Linked DNA regions of Homo sapiens: region 1 is linked to region 2. A link is a loop called in an ENCODE intact Hi-C map of the cell type or tissue named here. Cell type or tissue: PC-3. All regions are shown on one strand. Links, peaks and the distances in the headings refer to the core of each region. The heading gives the core; the rest is flanking DNA.

What was found. A loop is a pair of places that touch in the nucleus more often than their neighbours do. Peaks named below come from ENCODE experiments on the same cell type or tissue, not always from the same donor. Only the 100,000 strongest peaks of a DNase experiment are listed, where the experiment ranks them.
Region 1: it touches region 2 in a loop (7-fold over the local background); 1 of 110 quality-filtered maps calls a loop at or near these places.

The regions. Positions count from the first base shown.
Region 1 is chr7:102,790,915-102,793,836 of GRCh38, forward strand. All of the region lies in intron 7 of FAM185A (family with sequence similarity 185 member A), which reads left to right. Among named protein-coding and RNA genes, the nearest start is that of FAM185A, 43 kb to the left of the region's middle. In PC-3, for the core only: no CTCF peak of the experiment used is centred there; no DNase peak of the experiment used is centred there; H3K27ac peaks cover 747 bases.
Region 2 is chr7:102,916,139-102,919,060 of GRCh38, forward strand. The region is part of intron 11 of FBXL13 (F-box and leucine rich repeat protein 13); the gene reads right to left. The region is part of intron 1 of LRRC17 (leucine rich repeat containing 17); the gene reads left to right. Among named protein-coding and RNA genes, the nearest start is that of LRRC17, 4.6 kb to the left of the region's middle. In PC-3, for the core only: a CTCF peak has its summit at 1,643; a DNase peak (open chromatin) is centred at 503.

The sequences.
Region 1 (2,922 bases), core at 316-2,815, 130 kb before region 2:
GGTAATATAAAGCATGGTCTCACTGCCTTCTGAGGAGCTTACATTCTAGTGAGGAAAGGCAAACCAGAGAATACAGTACAGTGGGATCAATGTTATAAACGTATGTACATTGTACTGTGAGAACACAGGGGTGAGGAAGTGAGAGAAGTCAAATATGGCCAAAGTATAGAGAGTAAAGGGGAAAGTGGCATAAAAGTAGGCTGGAGAGTTTGGGAGAGGTCAGATCATATGGGACAGTTTGGATTTTATATTAAGAGCATTGGGAAGCCCTTGGAAGGTTTTAACTTGGGGTTCACATAATCAGATTTTTGTGTTAGAAAGATCACTCTGAATGTTGAGTGGGGATAGATGAGAAAGAACAATGGTGGATGAAGGAGAAAAAAACAACTTTTGCTTTTTAGGAGGTTACTGCAGTAATTCAGCAGAAGGAGTACAGGGGCCTGGACTCCATAGTGAGCTATCTTAAACTCAGCAAATAAATAGGCCTTCAGTAACTTTTGCTTGAATATAAAGACGAATGAATGCTATGAGGAAGATGCATGCTTACCTCATTGGTTATTATGAAGCGCCTTAGCCTATTGAGTTCTTTTTGTGTGTTACTTGTTATTATGGCTTATACTCCGGCCCCACCTCCTGAACCAGGAAGGGCCAAATCGCAGAATGATGAGTTTATTTCCTGTTCACAGTGGAAGAATCTAGGTACTGATCAAGCATCGTTTTGCAGAGTAGCACAGACTACCCTATGAGGTTGGTCCCCAGATGGATCTGTATGTTGTCTCTGATAGCAAATTAAATCCATTAAAGTAATAATGGACCTCAGGTGAAGAGAGCAGCAGTCTCTGGAGGGAGCTGTGAGTATGAACAGGTGATTGGGTTTAAGAGAAACTTCCATATTTCATTTTGGTTTTAAAACTGTTTGGTACCCAGTCAGCCACAGGCCTTATGTATCAACTGGATGAAATAATTTAAGAGGCCTAGAAAATCAGGGCAGATTGCTTTTTTCTGTGGAGATTTCCAATCTGAAACCAAATTTTGGAAATAATGAGCAGCTTTATATGTGAGCTATTATTATAGGCAGCTGAGCTCAGCTCATCTTGGCCTTCCTCATAGAGCCCATGAGGGATAAAAATAGAAATACTCTTATTGCTAAAAGCCTGGATTTTATCTGCAGCATGACTTCTGGATAATCTCTGCAAGAAGCCATGCCAGTAAAATTATTCCCTTAGGTTCCAGCTTCCCACAGGGTTTTGATGTGTCAGCTCTATAATTTTATTTGATTTCCTGCTCCATGGTTTCCTTTGCTATTGCTGTCACTGATAAATAACTCAGGTGTATAATTCCTACCATGATTTACACGTATTATGTGCTATTCTGAGGTCAAAAGGAAACCTGAGACTCTCAGGCTGAAACATTTACCTACTAAAAAGCTATGCACAAGTGTGTATTGGGGCTGCATTCTATAATCTTCATGAGAGTCTTGATTCTAAGTTTTGTCCTCTACCCATGTGTGGCAAATTTAACATGTTGTGAGTGGCTTAGGTAAGATGCTTCTAATAAGTTGGCTTCTCTATTAGGTTTTAGACTTGGTTCATCAACTTAGATATGAAACTTGACTGTGGTAAACATCAAGTCTCCAAGCCCAGGTATGCATGTTGTACAAAGTCCTTTGGTCTTTACAACTCCACAATTTAGATGTTTAAATGTTCAAAGAATATTAGAGGTAAAGTGCGTTGCCAGTGAACGGATTGGTGTTTGTCATTGTCTGGATAGTAGGGAAGCTAGCACTACTGGGTTTACCTCATTTTAGTAAAACTGGAAATATAAAGCATATACAACATAAATTCATTTGGGATAAAAATAAACCACCAAGTCAGAAAAGAGTTCTTAGCTTGTCTAAAGGACAGAGGGTAATAACATACAATGGAATTGTTATTTATAGTGGAATACTCGTTCATGGGTTGGAAGAGGTTGAAATGGGACTAAGCTCATAAGATGCCACTTTAAAAATCTAGAGACACTGTTTTCTCTCCAAATCGGGAAAAATCCAGTCTTTTGATATGACTAACTCTTGGAAATAGCTCTGATTTTAGAACCCACTAAAGTTTTTGGTTTTTCAAAGCTTAGAGCACATGAATTTGTCAGCAATGTATATATATTTCAGGACCAGATGGAAGAAATTCAATAACAGAATGAAGAATGCTCTAAGGCTTATAGGTATCTGCTTAAAAATACTTTGACAGGGAGTTAATGTAGGAACTGTTTTCACGTCATAGTGCTTTTATGGTGTTTTTTTTTTGTTGTTGTTGTTGTTTTTTGAGACGGAGTCTCTCTCTATCACCCAGGCTGGAGTGCAGTGGCACCATCTCGGCTCACTGCAACCTCTGCCTCCCGGGTTCCAGGGGTTCTTCTGCCTCAGCCTCCTGAGTAGCTGGGACTACAGGCGCCCGCCACCATGCCCGGCTAATTTTTGTATTTTTAGTAGAGACAGGGTTTCACCATATTGGCCAGGCTGGTCTCACCTCCTGACCTCGTGATCCGCCCACCTCGGCCTCCCAAAGTGCTGGGATTACAGGCGTGAGCCACTGCATCCGGCCGCTTTTATGGTGTTTTTATTTCCCCACCTTTTTGTTAAAGAATAAGATCTTGAGAGTATCATGGGTAATCAGATGTCAATGTTGTTAATGTTTGCCCCAAAAAAGAAGATCAGGTTTTCTTTCCATTCATCTGCAAACTTTATCTGTAAACACCATATAGTAAATATGTTAGACTTAGCAGATTACATATGGACTCTGTTGCATATATTTTTTTGTTTTTAAATAACCCTTTAAAAATGTAAAAGCCCGGCCGGGCACGGTCGCTCACGCCTGTAATCCCAGCACTTTGGGAAGCCGAGGTGGGTGGATCACCTAAGGTCAGGAGTTA
Region 2 (2,922 bases), core at 258-2,757:
ACGCCTGGCTAATTTTTTTTGTATTTTTATTAGAGACAGGGTTTTACCATGTTGGCCAGACTGGTCTCAAACTCTTGACCTCAGGTGATCCGCCCACCTCGGCCTCCCAAAGTGCTGGGATTATAGGCATTAACCAGTGCAACTAGCCGAGATGAGTTTTTTATATCCCCCATTAAAATTCATGGAGCTCCTGAATTCTATCCCTGATCCTCTTGGGGGAATCCACTGCTCCCCAGCTAAGAACCTCTGGTTTAGATAAAAGAGGCTGTTCATTAGACTAAGTGACTCCTGGATTGAAAATCTCTGGATAGCTCTTTTCACAGTGGAACCTCATGGAACCATCAGTTTGAAGGCAAAGCTCAGGAATCTTGGGTGGCCCTGTAGGCCTTTCTAGGGATTTACAGTTCTGCAGACTTAAAGCTGCTAGGGACGGGAAAAGTGTCAGTTGACAGCAAAATCACAGGTGGCAAATTTTGTGCAATACTCATACTCTTTATTCTGAATTTTGGCAAAGACGCGTGTCCCCTACATGAGTAAGATCTGATTCATCATTTTCCCAGCCCAGAGAACACTTGGTAATTCTAATTCTGCTTTGAGGCAATGTTTACAGCTTGTTTTTATCTTTTTCTAATTATTTGATAACTGTTTCTTATGGGGGGGGGTGTGAGTCCTCTCTTTGTGATTTATTTATTTATTTTTCTGCTACCACTATAATCTTTAGAGAAATTACAATTCTTATAGAAACTACAAAGATTTTTTTTTCTCCTTTCTTTTGGGTTTTTTTCCATTAAAGAATTGAAGTCATTTGTGTTAAATTTCTAACACCTGAAGGACTTACTACTAAGATGAATGGAAAAGTATGTATTTAAATAAAAAATTCTCTGAAAAAAATCACCAAGACAAGGCCTACTCTGTAAAAGAGGGAATTTGCATGTGGATTCTTTTGAGTTGAGTGTTGGGCTCTCTGGTTTCACAGAGGCATTTCAAGTAATAGAATTCTGCAGAAAACCTAAATGGAGTGATCTGGCCTTCTATTTACAGGGTAGACCTTGAAGTTGTCCAGTCAAGACAACAGCTTACTTTGTCTGCCCCACTTTGATAGGCACTGGTGAGACTATAGATCATGATAGTTCCTGATAATAAGAAATTTCCAAGCCAATTGAAAGGTCAATTCATCTATATAAAAAACAATTGGATACTACTCCACTATAGCATTTAAGACTCAATTAAAGAGCAAAGATCATAATAGCTTTACTCAGCACTGTATGCCCAGAACACCTTGCACATACTAGTTGATCAATACATGGTGAACAAGTGAAAGAAGGTTGTTATTATAATTCAGGAAAAGGAAAAATCACTGCAGACTTCTGGTAGATGGCGAGACTTAAGGTGTGAAGGCTGTAGATTAGCCATGAGAAGGAGAAAGGCACTGCAGCTATAGAGAATGTGAAGCATGCAGCAATCAGATGACTGGAGTTAAGGGCTTCTCTTGGGAAACCTAGGCAGAGAAGTTTGGTTGGAGAATGTCAACGAAGAGTAAGGGAAGAACCTAGACCTTAAGCATGTCAAAGACATGATAGGAAGATTGTTCCAGGATGACACTTCTTGTAGCGTGAGATAGAACAGATTGAAGGGAGGAGAGACCAGAGGCAGCACCACCAGGATACTGTGCCAAATGAGGTGCTGAGAGTGCCACCTAGGTTGTGACAATAGGAATAAATAGAAAGTGTTTAGTTCCGGAAACATTTAGAGGCAACAAATTTCCTGGAATGGGCATGAGCTTTAGGCAGCCCTCATTTTCAACTTTAGAAAACTGAACAAGTCCCCAAAGAAGTGAGAAAAAATATTCAAATAAAAAGCTGGCAAATCATTGTTGCCAAGGACAAACAAATTACATTTTTCTCTTGGCAAGTACTTTTTTTGGAAAGAAATACTAAAAGCAATGAAGAGAGAATGACAGCAGAAACAACCAACATTTCTCTGCTTATTTACAGTTTCGAGAACATTTTTGCATACCCAAGCATATTTGAAACAATGGAAAATAGAGCAAAAACAGAGAATCATTATGAAATGTATTTTTATCATAGATAACTTAGTATACTTTTTTATATGGCAAAAAAATCAGTATCAAGTAGTATCTATTCTGAATATTCTCTCAATGGCAAGAACTAGAAGGAAGAGCCAAACAAAATTCTTATTTTGGGTCCTACTTTTCTATCTATTGCCTACTAAAGGTATAACTTCATTTGTAAAATAAATGTCCCTAAGAAGATATGCATAGCTGTCATATTACCTTCAATTTCTAAGGAGAAAAAAAGCCATTTCAATGTATGATTGAAAATAAATATGTTTTAAGTTAAAAAATAATTTGTAATGTGATATAAACTACACCCTGGGTCACACAGAGTGGATCATGCCTATAACCCCAGCACTTTGGGAAGCTGAAGCAAGAGGATTGCCTGAGGCCATGAGTTTGAGACCAGCCTGGGGAACATAGTGAGATCTTGTCTCTACAAAAGATTTTTCAAATTTAGCTGGATGTGCCCAGGAGTTTGAGGCTGCAGTGAGCTATCATCACACTATGTAGCTGGGTGTAGCCTGGGTGAAAGAGCAAGGCCCTGTCTATAAACAAAACAAAACAAAAAAATGGCTCCCAAATCATCTACTTTGTAAGTTCAGATTTTCACCAATGATTTATGGATTTTATAATACTCTTTTTCTATGTTTATGTACATACATACATGTACATATATTCATATATATACACATACACACATATACACACACACTTATATATCATAGTACAGAATGCCTAAAGAAAGAACTGAGTGGTATTCAATATTACAGGACTGGAGGATCTTAAGTAATTCCTGAAACAGTGTTAGAGAAACCTCAGGGACCTCCCACAGTGGTCACTGGAGC